Regions from separate parts of the Homo sapiens genome. Here region 2 is linked to region 1. Evidence: read pairs that join two places in POLR2A ChIA-PET (ENCODE). Cell type or tissue: Panc1. All regions are shown on one strand.

The links. Peaks named below come from ENCODE experiments on the same cell type or tissue, not always from the same donor. Only the 100,000 strongest peaks of a DNase experiment are listed, where the experiment ranks them.
Region 2: POLR2A ChIA-PET joins it to region 1 with 6 read pairs; 1 of 35 experiments calls an interaction of 5 or more read pairs at or near these places.

Annotation. Positions count from the first base shown.
Region 1 is chr1:109,864,912-109,872,911 of GRCh38, reverse strand. The region is part of intron 4 of LINC01768 (long intergenic non-protein coding RNA 1768); the gene reads right to left. Among named protein-coding and RNA genes, the nearest start is that of LINC01768, 41 kb to the right of the region's middle. RefSeq lists an enhancer at 7,494-8,000. In Panc1, no CTCF peak of the experiment used is centred here; no DNase peak of the experiment used is centred here; H3K27ac peaks cover 4,276 bases.
Region 2 is chr1:110,913,668-110,921,667 of GRCh38, reverse strand. It overlaps a transcript of LRIF1 not described here. Among named protein-coding and RNA genes, the nearest start is that of CD53, 45 kb to the right of the region's middle. In Panc1, no CTCF peak of the experiment used is centred here; a DNase peak (open chromatin) is centred at 4,687; H3K4me3 peaks cover 469 bases; H3K27ac peaks cover 975 bases.

The DNA.
Region 1 (8,000 bases):
AACACATTCTATTATTCTGGTATTTTCATACCAGGTCTCCTAAAGCATAAGCCTGCATAGCACATGGTCTGAGTCCCAAGAAACACTGGAAAGTGGTCTAACCCCTTGATACAATTAGGGAATGCGATTTTTCCCAGCCTAGGATCTGGGGATGCTCTCAGCTACCCGCTTTCACTAACCAACCTTAATTCAGCCATTTGGAGCTTGTCAATTTCCACATCCTAGTTCAAGTTCCATTTTCTGCACTAAGACTCATTAAGTAGTAAGTGACAGAAACACAGCTCAAACTAATTTTGGCCAAAGAAACATTTGTTGGAAGGATCATGTGGCTGGGAGAAGAGCAGAGTGCAACTGGCTCCAGTGACCAAAGGTGATCACAGAGACTCTCTCCACTCCTCATCCTTGTTCTCTCTGCACATCAGTGTCATTCTCTCACAGAGGGTTGGTGCAGATGGCAGGAGAATGCCTCTGGCGGCTGCTGTGACTCACCAACAGAGAAGGATGAGGCTTGTTTTCTCTAATCATAACATTTTAAATCACTAAGACAGACTCTGAATGGCTTAGTTTGGCTCAGTTATTCAGCTCTATTTTGGACCACATGTTTAAAAGGAGGTGAAGGAGCATTTCCCAGAAGAAGGGTATTTTCTAAACAATAAAATGTGACAGAACAGAACAGTAGAATTGTTCTACCCAAAAATTTTAAAAATGCATATTAAAATGACAAATACCATTGGGATGAAATGGCCGGATGCAGTGGCTCATGCCTGTAATCCCAGCACTTTGGGAGGCCGAGGCAGGCAGATCACTTGAGGTCAGGAGTTTGAGACCAGCCTGGCCAACATGGTGAAACCCCATTTCTGCTAAAATACAAAAAAAATTAGCTGGGTGTGGTGGTGTGTGCCTGTAATCCCAGCTACTTGGGAGGAGGCTGAAACAGGAGAATCACTTGAACCTGGGAGGTGGAGGTTGCAGTGAGCCGAGAGTGCACCACTGCACTCTAGCCTGGGCAACAAAGCAAGACTCCATCTCAAAAAAAAAAAAAAAAAAAAACATTGGGATGAAATGGAAATACCTAAAGCTGGTGTATTATTTTCTATTGCTGCAGTAACAAATTACTACAAATTTGGTGACTTAAAACAACACAAATTTATTCTTTTACAGTTCTGTAGTCAAAAGTCCAACAGGGGTCTCACAGGACTAAGATCAAGGGGTTGGCAGGGCTGTGTTCCATTCTGGAGGCTATAAGGGAGAATCCGTTTCCTTGCCTTTTCCAGCTTCTAGAAGCCCCCCACTTTCCTTTGCTTGTGGCCCCTTTCTCCGTCTTCAAAACCAGCAACATAAGGCCGAGTCCTTCTCACATGGGTGTCTCTCTGGTCCTCTTCGGACACCTTCTTCCACTTTTAAGGACCATTGTGATCACATTGGGCCCATAAAGATCATCCAGGATACTCTCCCATCTCAAGGCCAGTAGATTAGCAATCTAAATACCCCTTTTCCATGAAAGACAATCCATTCATAGGTTCTGGAGATTAGGACATAGACATCTTTGGGGAGAAGAACAATTAATTCAACCATAACTGTAAGAGTACAGTGAGTACATCCTCTCAAATTCTTTTGGTAAAGTTGTAAAATTTCATAAAATTTCTGGAAAGCAAATTAGCTGTTTGGTAAAATAGGCCTTAAAATGTTCATATGTACTTAGCCAACAATTCTAATAATCTGTCCTAAAAAAATGCTAAATGCATGGGGGAGGGTGAGTTATGCACCAAAGTGTTCATCACCACTTTACTTATATCACAAAAAATTTGAAACAACCTTAATGTCCAGTGGCAGTAAGGCTAAATTAACCATATTATATTCATATAAGGAAATATTATGTTGACAGTTTAAAAAGTATGTTTATGAGAAGCTTTTGATGAAATGAAAATGTGTATATGCCCTAATGTTAAGTAAAAAGAGGAGTATATCTATACCTACCAATTTGTTGTGAACCTAAAGCAACTCTAAAAAATAAAATGTAATAGTTTCTTTTAAGAAATGAATACAAAATAATCATAGCTACAGTATGACCTCAACTCTACTGAAAAATAGATTTGGCCATGCGTAGTGGCTCACCCCTGTAATCCCAGCACTTTGGGAGGCTGAGGCGGGTGGATCACCTGAGGTCAGGAGTTTGAGACCAGTCTGACCAACATGGTGAAACCCTGTCTCTACTAAAAATAAAAATTAGCCTGGTGTGGTGGTGTGCGCCTGTAGTCCCAGCTACTCAGGAGCCTGAGGCAGGATAATCGCTTGAACCTGGGAGGCAGAGGTTGCAGTGAGCCAGGATCGTGCCACTGCCTTCCAGCCTAGGTGACAGAGAGAGACTCTGTCTCAAAAAAAAAAAAAAAAAAAAAAAAAAGATTTACAAAAATATCTGGAAAGGAAAATGTGGTGGGATTTTTGTAGATAATTTTTTTCTCTATATGTACTTCTTAATTTCATTTTTTGATATACGATCTCACTCTGTCACCCAGGCTGGAATGCAGTGGCCCAATCGTAGCTCACTGCAGCCTTGAGCTCCTGGGCTCAAGCAATCCTCCTGCTTCAGCCTCCTAAGTAGCTAGGACTACAGGTATGTGCCACTTACCCCTGACTAATTAAAACAATTTTTTTTGTAGAGACAGGGTCTCACTATGTTGCCCAGGCTGACTCTTTATTTATTTCTAAATTGGCCCTTAGGTACACAGAATAGTGTTCATTATCATCCTTGTTTCGTTACACACCACTATCATTAGTCCAGGCATGGCTACTTCCATTTATTGATTTGGTTAGTAGTTGGCTAGTTATTTTGATAATGCAATGAGTACCCACAAAGCTAACACTCTGAACAAAAGCATCACTAACCTTACCATCACTCCTATTCCACATCCCTCACATACACAACCCCTCCACACTGTTTCTATTTGAGACAAACATGATCTCAAATCCCATGTTTATCTTTTCTTCGTAAATAGTTTTATTGCATTTACTGTGGAACTGCCAGTCCCTTACAAAGTCTTCTCCTTTCATTTTTTTCCTGACAGTTCTATGAGAAGGAAAGGGACAGGAAAGGGTTTTCATTATTAGATAAAATAAATTCTGGCTAGGCACGGTGGCTCACGCCTGTAATCCCAGCACTTTGGGAGGCCAAGGCGGGCGGATCACGAGGTCAGGAGATTGAGACCATCCTGGCCAACATGGTGAAACCCCGTCTCTACTAAAAATACAAAAAATTAGCTAGGCGTGGTGGCGGGCGTCTGTAGTCCCAGCTACTCAGGAGTCTGAGGCAGGGGAATCACTTGAACCTGGGAAGCAGAGGTTGCAGTGAGCTGAGATTGCGCCACTGTACTCCAGCCTGGTGACAGAGCAAGACTCTGTCTCAAAGATAAATACATACATACATACATACATAAATTCTACACTCAAGCAGCAAGTGTTGACATAATGGTAACCAACAAAATGCCATCTTAACTATTTATTCCTCAAACCATCTAGCTCATTCCAATAATACCCATACTTGGTTCAGAAGTTGCAGTTCAGCCCCTGAATGTGTGTGGTCAAATTCCACACTCCTGGTAAAGGGAAGTTTTGAGGTGCCTGAGTTTCATGTGAGACCCAGGCCTTCCTTAAGGGGAGAGCCACTTTTCCTAGTCACATTCTCTGGTCTGTCTCAAGATGGGGCCAGGCTACTTCTGCCTCATGGAACACAGTTAACCCACCTGGAGTCCAGATAGATAAGTCAAGGCCTCTGGCCCAAGCTTCTTCAAGGTCCTATTAATTCCAGGACCCTCAAGTAGACTTTTGTGTTGGGATTTTATTTTTCTCTCTTATGCACCCGGTAAATACTTCCCCAGGAGATCTCTTACAAGCATCAGCTGGAGACCTTAACCAAGGACCCCTATCAGGATCACCTAAGAAGCTTTTAAGAACTACAGATGCCTAGGATCAACCCCACTCCAAGAGATTCTGTAAGTCTTGTGTCAGGAGTTAAGGCCTCCATTTCCTTGGAGACCTTACATACATACTCCATTAAGAACCACAGCCAAGGTGTGAACCTGCCTTGGTCTTCTTTAAGTTCTTCCAGTCACCTGGCTTTTAGGCCTATGTTTTAGGAGTCAAGTGTCCATCCTGTGTTTTCTCATGCCTCCCAGTAGATTGACATTCACCTTCTGACTGTTAGGAAAATGGCCAACAGTCCTTGAGAGTTGCTGGCATTGGCTGTTTTTTATTTCTTGGCCATCATGGTCTTCTGTGGCTGATTGATTGATTGATTGATTGAGACAGGGTCTCACTCTGTTGTTCAGGCTGGAGTGCGGTGGTGTAATCTCAGCTCACTGTAACCTCCATCTCCTGGGCTCAAGCAATCCTCCCACCTCAGCCCCCTGAGTAGCTGGGACTACAGGGGTACACCACTATGCCTGGCTAACTTTTGTATTTTTATGTTCCTTTTTTAAAGAGACAGGGTTTCACCATGTTGCCCAGGCTGGTCTTGAACTCCTGAGCTCAACTGATCCGCCTGCCTTGGCCTCCCAAAGTGTTGGATTACAGGCGTGAGCCACTGTGCCTGGCCCACAGCCATTTAAAATCTCTTTCTCTTTCTCTCTCTCTTTTTATTTCTCTGTTTTTCTCCATCCTTTCCCATCTCTCATTTTAGATTATCCTGTGGGTCAGGATCAGCTTTGTTCTTTTCCTGTTTTTCCCCATGCAATATGCACCTGCAGATTTCTTTTTTTTTTTTTTCTTTTTTTTTTTTTTTTGAGACAGAGTCTCACTCTGTTGCCAAGCTGGAGTGCAGTGGCGCAATCTTGGCTCACTACAACCTCTGTCTCCCGGGTTCAAGAGATTCTCCTGCCTCAGCCTCCCAAGTAGCCAGGACTACAGATGTACACCACCAGGGCCAGCTAATTTTTTTTAGTAGAGACGGGCTCTCACCATGTTGGCCAGGATGGTCTCGATCTCCTGACCTCATGATCCCGCCTCAGCCTCCCAAAGTGCTGGGATTACAGGAGTGAGCCACCATGCCTGGCCACACCTGCAGATTTCTATCCTCCATTTTTGAGACCCCAGAGGCAAAAAGATTTCTCTCTTCAGAACTGGCTTGAAAAATCCTTCAGAAAGACCATGTTTGAGGGGGTGATTAGAATAATGGCTAAGAGCATGGACTCCAGAGCCAGAGTTCAAATCCTGGCTGTGTGAACATAATGAAGTTATGTAACCCCTTTGTGTCTGTTTCCCCCTAAAATGAGGATGATAATTGTATTACTTCATTGGGTTCTTGGGAGAATTCAATGAGCTAATGATGTGCTCAAAACAGTGCCTGGTACATGGTAAGCTCGTATATAACCGTGGCCATCACTCATCCTGCAGACAACACAAGAATGTTTAATTTGCTTTATGAGCTCAACTATCCAAAAGTAGAAGAAATAAGAAGAACTCCTTTGTTGGATCTAATGTTAAAAACATATGTCAATATTGGTTTATGATGCACAAGTGACTAGAGCTTGGGAGAAAGTAATGGCTTTGTGGAGCTCTTTATGGTGCAGAAGGGACCTGTTCATCTCACTCAAGGAGAGCAGATTTCAACAAGTTGGGAAATTTGCATGAGTCAAAAATATTGAAGGAGAATATGGCTAAAGAGGGACAGAAATTTCTAAGAAGTAATATGTTCATTATGTAGTCACAAATGAACCAAGGAAACATGCTGGGCCCCACCTTCTTCCTTGTTTCCTTTTTCATCCCCCTTTAAATTCTGTCCAGTTTAAATCCTAAGTTTGTCTTGCTGCTTCTTCCCATTCCCGCATCATCCACTCTCCTTCAGACTACCTTTATTTTTCACCTGGGCTCCCAACTGGTCTCCCCATATCAACTCTGGCACCTTTTAGAGTTCAAGGCATTCTCCACCCTCCACACTATACCCACAGTGATTATTTTGAAATATAAATCTGATTGCAATCCCATCATCCCTATCCTACCTCCCACCCTTAGAACCACTCACTGGCTTTCTAGCACCTCCAGGATAAAGAAAAACAGTTTTAACAGCCTACCAGACCCTGCTGAGTCTGGGCATCACCTGTTTCTCTAGCTTCATCAAGCTCCATCTTACTCTCTTTACTCTACCCATAATGGCCTTCCTTTAGTCCCAATCACCAAATTTTCCTGTGCCACAGGGCTTTTGCATGTGCAAGTCTCTTCCTGGAAAGCTCCTTCTCTTCCCCCTGTCTGTACCCCAACCCTTTTTAAAATCAATAGGCTATTTTTTTTTTTACAGTAGTTTCAGGTTTATAGCAAAATTGAGTGGAAAGCACAAAGAGTTCCCATATACCCTGTCCCACCCCCACCCCCATCCCCATACACACACAGCCTCCTCCACCCTCAATATCCCGAAATAGTGTGGGACATTTGCTACAACTGATGAACCAACGTAGATGCATCATTATCACCCAAAGGCCATAGCTTACATTATGATTCATTCTTTGTGTTGTACATTCAATGGGTTTACACAAATGTATAATGATAGATACCCACCCTTACTGTTTCACTACCCTAAAAATCCCTTGATCTTTAATTTCCTAGTGACTATGATGTTGGGCACCTGCTCATATGCTTACTTGCCATCTATCTACTTTGGTGAGGTGCCTGTTCAGATCTTTTGCTCATTTCTAAATTGAGTTGTTTCCTTCCTTTTTGACCTCAGTCAATCCTTCCCACTCATCTTTTAGATCTCAGTGATCCCTTTCTTGCATCTTTAACTAGATTTAAGAAAGAAAAAAGGCTCCTTATAAACTCTTCGCTATGTGCCTCTTCACAGTTATTGAGCTGTAATTTTATATTTATTTATGTAATTATTTGAACAGTGCCCCTTTCTTTGAGTTTGTAAGAGCAAGCACCATATCTGCTTTTGTTCCCTGGTATATCAGTAGTTCCTAGTGCTGTACCCAACATGTAGTAGGGGCTCCACAAACAGACCAAGGAATAATTAATAACCTCATTGAGAAGGAAGGCGAACTGGGCCCAGAGCAGTCATCTAAAGAACCACCTCAAATACACGGTGAGTTCAGAATTTCAAAGAGCAGGTATAGCAGTGGGAAGGGGCAGAGGGCCGAAAACAAATGCCCAAAGCAGCACCAGCCCACAAGACTGGGGTCAGGAATACTAACACGTAAAATGAGCTGAGGCTTAAACAAATGACAGAAACCAGAAACCCTGTTTTAGAAAAGTATCTGAAGCAAGAAAAACAATGGGGAAGATCCAGGCCCCACACTTAGTGGAGGGGACAAATTTTTTCATGCATAATGTTTTTCTCCCTCAAGAAGAGTAATTCTCAAACCGGAAAGTGTAAAGGCAAATTCCAGAAGAACGTGGAGCGCAGCCATGAGGAGGTGGTGGAAGCATCTGGCCACATTCGAGTTCTGGTTTTAGAGGAATCTCCTCGGAACTCGGGGATGTGATTGCAGAACTACTGTCCGTGATTTCTGAGAAATTTGGGAAAGGAGCCAACAGCCAGGGAAGTGTGAAATGTTTGTCAGTTTTCAAAACGGAGGAATGTCTAAATGGGGTAAATTTAACGACCTCTGACTTCCAAACAACATTAATTCATGGTACAAGTGTGAACTAGATTTGTAATGGAGTGCCTAGAAAGTGGAATTTTACATCTTTCTGCCTCAATGAACTGCCACTTAAAAGTTGCCAGCTAGCAAGAGGAGGCAGCCAATCTTCTTAGAGGAAGTCTTTGTTCTTAGAACAATCGTGTGAATGGTCTCCTTCAGTTACGTAAATGTGGGCAGCTAGGCACCCATCATCCTGAGAAGAGGATATAACTGGACATTTTTTCCCTACTGTGTGGCTTGACAAAGGCTGTTCTCTATATTTCTTGGTATGAAGAGCTGGTTGCTGAAGCATTTGGACAAATGTATACAGGAGCACAAGGAGCCTTCTGGGAGAAGACGGATCTGAACCACTCCCTTCTTATTTGAGGCAAA
Region 2 (8,000 bases), 1.0 Mb before region 1:
TGTCAGTCATTGCCTTTATAAATTTTGAGACTATATAATTTGACATATAACATTTTTTAAATTGCTATTATTTTGGTGACTTGAAGTGGTCTTTCACTTATAATAATGTTATTTTCCTTAAACTATTATTTTGCCTGATTTTAATAATGCTTTTTTGTTGTATTAGTTAAATTTTGTTTTTATTCAATTTTATGATTTTTAAAAAAGTTGGACCTTTAATTGTTTTACATTTGGTGTTTCCATTGAAATATTTGGATTCACATTTCCATTTTATTTTTTATTGTTTATTAGTCCCAACAGAAAAGTCCTTTCTTGATATTTTTTGACTGAATATGTTTTCCTTTTTAATCATTTCATTTTTTTTCTATTAGTTTAGAAGTTATTCATACTATTTCTGCACTTCACTGGTAACCCAAGCATTGAAAACATGAACACTTAACTACCAAATTCGTAACTTAATTAAAACCTTTACTCACCTACCAGATGATACAAAGCTTTTAGAACACTTTAACTTCATATACACACCTCACAATTCAAATGTTATTGTCTGGGAATTTGAGTAGACCTTTTAAGTATATTTTAAACTTCATAAACATGATTCTGGTTTTGGAAAGTCATGTTCATTTGTACTTGCCCACTTTTTTCCCTCTCTTCATTTATTCTTGCATCTTAGACATTCTCCCTAGGACCACTTTCCCTTTGCCTGAAGTATATCTTTTAGAATTTCTCCTAACTAGATTTTGCTGGTCGTAAATTCTCCCACTTGTCTCAAATTGTTTTTATTTCACTTCAACCTTTTAAATTAATACACTTTATTTATTAGAGCAGTTTTAGGTTCACAGCAAAACGGAGTGGAAAGTACGAATTTTCTATATATGCCTTTTCCCCACCGCATGTACCGCTTCTTCCACTATCGACAGCCCCCATCATAGTGGTGTATTTGTTACAATCAATGAATTTGCACTAACACATCGTTATCACCCCAAAGTCCAGAGTTTAAGATTCACTTTTGGTGTTGTACGTTCTATGGGTTTTGACAAATGTTATAATGACACGTATCTACCATTGTAGTATTATAAGAAATAATCTCACTGCCATAAAAAATCCTCTGTGCTCTGCCTATTTATTTCTCCCTCCCCACTTAACCCCTGGTAACTACTGATCCTTTTATTGTCACCATTGTTTTGCCTTTTCCAGAATGTCTCATAGCTGGAATCATACATTAGGTAGCCTTCACATTGGCTTATTTCACTTAGTAATATGCATTTAGGGTTCCTTCATGTCTTTTTGTAGCTTGGTAATTTTTTTTAGCATTGAATAATATTCTATTGTCTGGATGTACCACAGTTTGTCCATTCATCTACTGAAGTATGTCTTAGTTGCTCTCAAGTTTTGGCAATTATTAATAAAGTTGTTATAAACATCTATATGCAGGTTTCTGTATGAACATAGGTTTTCAATTCTTTTGGGTAAACACCAAAGAGAGCATGATTGCTGGATCATGCGGTAAGAGCATGCTCAGTTTTGCAAGACTATATTCCAAAGTGGGTGTACTTTTTTATTACCACCAGCCACTAGTGAATGAGAGACTTCTGGTTGTTTCACATCCTCCAAGCATTTGATGGTGTCTGCATTTTGGATTTGGGCCATTCTATTGGATATGTATTATATCTCATTGTCTTAGTTTGCAATTTCCTAATGACATATGATGTTGAACATCTTTTTATATGTTTATTTGTCATCTGTATATCTTCTTTGATGAGATGCCTGTTCAGATCTTTTGCCTAAGTTTTAATTAGGTGGCTCATTTTCTTATTGTTCAGTTTTAAGAGTTCTTGGGTTATTTTGGATAACGACCCTTTGTCAGATGTGCCTGCAAATATTTTCTCCTAGTCTGTGGCTTGCCTTCTAATTCTCTTTTTATTATTTTCATTTTGAAAGACATTTTCATTGAGCATAGAATTCTAATTTGGCAGTTATTTTTCTTTAGCTTTGAAGTTATCATACTACTGATTTTAGCCTCCAGAAAAGTTTAGCCAATTTACCACTTTTTGGAAGATAATCTTTTTTTTGTTTGGAGGTTGTATTAGTTAGGGTTCCCTAGAGGGACGGAACTAATAGGATAGATAGATAGATATAAAGGGGAGTTTAATAAGTATTAACTTACACGATCACAAGTTCCCACAATAGGCTGTCTGCAAGCTTGAGGAGCAAGAGAGTCCAAACTTCAAAACTGAAGAACTAGGAGTCCGATGTTTGAGGGCAGGAAGCATCCAGCACAGGAGAAAGATGCAGGCTGGAAGACTAGGCCAGTCACACCTTTTCGAGTTTTTCTGCCAGCTTTATATTCGCTGGCAGCTGATTAGATTGTGCCCACCAGATTAAAGGTGGGTCTGCCTTCCCCAGCCCAGTGACTCAAGTGTTAATCTCCTTTGGCAACACCCTCACAGACACACCCAGGAACAATACTTTGCATCCTTCAATCCAATCAAGTTGACACTCAGTATTAACCATCACAGATGTTTTAAGGATTTTTCTCATTGACTTTGGTTTTCTAGTTTCACTCTGTTGTGCCATTTACTTTGTCAGGTACTTGTAGGTACCACTCATAAGAAACCACCTCAAAGTAAATGTATAGCCAGCAATTTTTTGGCTGACCTAAGCTATGTCTAACTCAGGTGTAAACTGGAGGGCCAGGCCGTGGCCCCCACTTCTTATGTCCAGTTTTATATTCCCTAAATATTATGCTCTGTTTGCTGGCAGAGAAACTCCTTCCAACTGGGTGGAGGGAGTGGTTTTTCTTCTGGTTGGCTCTTAATCTGAGTGTGTAGTTCTTTAGTGTCCAGTGTAATGTGTGGAGAAGATCTCCTGTAAGACTCCTTGCCTGGGGAAGTTCTTCCTCTGACTTCTGTACCATGAAGACTCTGAACCAAAGCCCAAGTGTGTGAGGTCTCTAAATGCTCAATACATTTTTGGGTGCTGATGTTTTGCCTATCTTTCTCATAAAATTGGCCTTGGAGTTTTCTCACTGTCTCTTCAAGTTGTCCATTCTTCTAAGGTGATTTTACAAATATTTTATCCCTCATTTCTATTATTTTCAGTGAGATAGTATATCCAAATAACCTCATCACAATTATCAGAAAACTAAATCTCCTGAGTTTTTTTCTTTCATTTTATAATTCTTTGTCATTTATACATAACGTTTAATTAATCTTTGGATTTGATATATCTTTATCAACTATGATACATTTTTAAATGTTTTGTCTATTAGTAATAATGGATTGACTATAAAATAAAATCATTATCATCTATGAGTAATAACAATATTATTTCTCCCTTTCCATTCTTATTTTTTGTTCCTGTCTTACTACACAGTCCTGATCTTCAGGACAGTGCTGAGTATTAGTGACAGCACACAATCTTATCTTGACATCAGTCTCAAAGGGAATGTTCGGCACCTCATCATTAAGCAAGGTGTTTGTTGCAGAGTTTAGGATTTCTTTTGGTTTTGTATGTGTGTGTATTTATGTTTGTGTAGTGGAGGGGAGGTAGGTGTTTTTAGATACCTTTTATAAATTTAAGAAAGTCAATTTTTAAAGTAATTTTGTTAAAAGTTTTTAATTTTAAATTTCATTCAGTGCATTTTGATATATTAAGATAATCTTACATATTTAATCTATCAATGAATTAAATCACATTTAATGATTTTAAAACTAATGTTTTTAATTTCTGAGACAAAATTATTTGAGCATAAAACACCATTTATATGTTGCTGAACAAATTCTGTTAGGATTTTGTTTAGGATTTGTATGTTATGAATAAGATGGTGCTATAATTTTCCTCTCTCATATTGTTCTTTGCAAGTTATAGATCTCAAACTAATCCCAGTCCCTTACCTATATCACCCCTTAGCTGATCTAATTTTTTTCCATAGCACATATAACTTTATAACATACTATACAGTTTAACTGTTTACTACAGCTATTTTTTTATGTTGACCTCTCTCCAAAAAAAAAAAACAAAAACAAAAAAACAAAAAAAATAAGCTCCTTAAGGGCAGGGATTTTTGTTATGTGCATTGATATATGTCAAGCACCCAAATTCCTGGCATATCATAAACTTTGAGTAAATATTTTAAATAAATGAGTTGAAGACAGAGATTGTGGTACAAATTACCCTATGCCCCTAATTGTGGTCAGTTTCTGCAGATGTTTCACATGCACTTGAATATACAAATACACACATAACTTGTTACATAAATTTTACTTACACAATTTTGGGAGCTGGTTAAACAATCTCTGAAAAGACATTGTCTTCCTGTCTGATGTTAGAGCTGGAAGTCTGCAGGGTAAGCAATTGGGAAGGAAAGATGGATGTAAATTGGGAGAGAGTGGCAACAAGTAGGAACCAACTAATGTAAGTTGGAATCTATGAGGACACACGAGCCCCTGTCAGTTCTCACTGCTCCAATAATGGATAATGTAGGTGTCCTGCAGGAGAAACTTTGTCCTGATGCTAAACATAACTCTGGCTCAGGAGTAGGAGAACCTGAAGGAGGATCCAGGAGAAGGGGAAACAATTGCTAGACTGGCTGCTGCCCACACCCACAAGGTGAGTCAGCAAATATGGTGACTCTGCCCTGAACTCGCTAGTGTAAAAAACATGACTGCAGTTTCACTATCATCCTCCAAATCTCATGTGAAAATATGTCTTGTGGCACACCCTAAGCAGGAAACATAATTTAGTTTAGACAAGTTGGACAAAGTCACAGCAGGAGTTTACAAATTTGAAGTTTTATTTTTTTCCTTATGAGTTGACAGTTTTCTCATTATAAAGTGACCCTCTTTATTTCTATAAATGCTGTTTGCCTTGAGGTCTATCTAATACAGCTTCATTGGCTTTTATTTGGTTAGTGCCTGCAAGACATATTTTTCCAACTATTCACTTTCAATTTCAGTATCTTTATGTTTTAGAGTATCTCTTATAAAGAGCATATATTGGAATTTATTTTTTAAACAGACAGTTTGGGGCAAGTTTTGTCTTTTTTATTTGTACATTTAGAATATTTACATTACTTATAATTACTAAGATGTTAGTGTTGACTCTTCTTATTTTTATTGCTTTCTATTTTCCAATCTTTTCAATATTTCTTTTTTGGTATCATTTTATATTACTTTGACCGAATTAGGTTTTACTTTTTATCATTTTTGAGTTTTATATGTTGTTTCTCTGCATTTACTGATTAGTTCATGTAACCACACATATTTAATATTAGTTGATGTAATGTGTTATTCGACCCTACAAGTCTAAAATTAATCAATATGTTCATCTTCTTTCCAGCAATAAAATTACATTTAAGCACTTTAACTTCATTTGCCACCTTTCCTGTGTCTACAATACTCTTAACTTTGCAAGATATTATTATTGTTGTTTATAAAGTCAAAATATATTTAGATTATTTATATATTTATCATTTTACCAGGCTCTTCATTTTTTTCTGGTTTCAGACTTTTCATCTGGGATCACTTTCTGCCTAAAGTACATATTTTAGAATTTCTTTTAGTGAGTAAAGGAAATTCCTTTACCTGCTCTTGATAAACACATTCAGTTTTTGTTTTTTTGAAGGTCTACATTTCACATACATGCTAAAAGATATTTTCCACCACGTGTAAAATGTTACATTGACATTTATTTTCTCCTACCACATCGAAGATAGGCAACAGTCATCAAAGATGTGCTGTTGTCAGTCAGGCATCTACTACTAGCTGTTGAGAAGACAGTTGACAATCTGTTGCTTTTTAAAAGTTAATTTGTCTTTTTGTTCTCACAGCTTTTATTATTTTTTAAATTTTTTACCCTTGTGTGACATAATATCTAAAAAATGAATAAGACATAAATAGCATTTGAACAAGTAGTGATAAAAGAAACACTGGCCTTGTGTATAACACCCGGATCAAGAATGAAACATTACTGGCATCCCAAGAGTTTCCTGCATATTCCTTCACAATCACCACTTGTTCTCCTCCTCCATGGATAGTCACTGTTCTGACTTTATGATAGTGACTTTCTTCCTTTACTTTGTGCTTTTGCTGTTGGTGAGGGTATCCCTAAATAATACGGTTTTGTACATTTTTGAACATAGTAAGTAAATTTATTTATTTATTTATTTATTTATTTTTTGAGACGGAGTCTCGCTCTGTCGCCCAGGCTGGAGTGCATTGGCGCTATCTCGGCTCACTGCAAACTCCGCCTCCCGGGTTCACCCCATTCTCCTGCCTCAGCCTCCCGAATAGCTGGGACTACAGGCGCCTGCCACCGCGCCCGGCTAATGTTTTTTTCTATATTTAGTAGAGATGGGGTTTCACCGTGTTAGCCAGGATGGTCTCGATCTCCTGACCTCGTGATCCGCCCGCCTCGGCCTCCCAAAGTGCTGGGATTACAGGCTTGAGCCACCGCGCCCGGCCGTAAATTTATTTTATAGCCTTTTTATTGTTTAATATTTTATTTGTAGGATTCATCTATGTTGTTAGAAATATTTGTAGCTTATTTTTACTATGTACTATAATTCCTTACGTGGCTGTACCATAATTTATTTGCCCATTGTAAGTTTATGATAATGTGGATGATTTCTAGTCACGGGTAGTTAAAAATAATGCTGCTACTGACATTCTTATACTTTCTTTTGGTGCACATAAACATGCATTTATGTTGAGTATATACTTAGGAATGGAATTGTTGGGTCATATCTTCAATTCTACTATGTAATGACATACTGTGGTGAAACATTGTTGTACCATGAAACATTTCCACCAGCAGTTAATCAGGTTTCCTGAGGCTCCATATCCTTGGTAAGATCTGTATTATTTATATATCTGATCTTTTAATTATTTTTCTAATCTGATCAGTATTTTTTTAGAGACGGATTCTGGCTGTGTCACCCAGGCTGGAGTGCAATGGTGTGATCTCGACTCACTGCAACCTCTGCCTCCTGGGTTCAAGTGATTCTCCTGCCTCAGCCTCCTGAGTAACTGGGATTACAGGTGCCTGCCACCACACCCAGCTAATTTTACGATTTTTGTAGAGACGGGGTTTCACCACGTTGGTCAGGCTGGTCTCAAGCTCCTGACCTCAGATGATCCACCCACCTTAGCCTCCCAATCTAATCAGTATTTTATTGTGGTTTTTGTTTGCATTATCCCAGTGGCTGATGAGTTTAATCAGTTTTACATATTTATTAGCTGTTTAGATTTCCTCTTCTTTGAATTGATTCTTCATGCCTTTTGCCACTTTTCCTTTTGGATTATCTGTCTTTTTCTCATTTATTTGTAGGAGTTGTCCCTTTTTTTCTTTCTCAACTTTTATTTTAGGTTCAGGGGATACATGCGCAGGTTTGTTACATGGGTAAATTGTGTGTTGCTGGGGTTTGATGTACAAACAATTTTGTCACCCAGGGAGTGAGCATAGTACTCACTAGGCATTTTTTTGATCCTCACCTTCCTTCAAGTAACCCTTCACCCTCAAGTAACCACGGTGTCTGTTGTTCCTCTCTGTGTCCATGTGTACTTAATGATTAGCTCCCATAAAAGAAGTGAGAACATGCAATATTTTGTTTTCTGTTTCTGCATTATCCTAAGCAAGTCTGCTTAGGATAATGGACTCCAGAAGCATCCATGTCGCTGCAAAGGACATAATTTTGTTCTTTTTTATGGTTGTGTTGTATTCCATAGTGTATAAGTACCACATTTTCTTTATCTAGTCCACTGTTGATGGGCATCCAGGTTGATTCCATGTCTTTGCTATTGTGAATAGTGCTGCAATGAACATACAAGTGTGTGTGTCTTTTTGGTAGAACAATTTATATTATTTTGGGTATATACCCAGTAATAGGATTGCTGGGTCGAATGGTACTTCTGTGTTAAGTATTTTGAGAAGTCTGTAAACTGCTTTCCACAGTGGCTAAACTAATGTACATTCTCACCAGCAGTGTCTAAGTGTTCCCT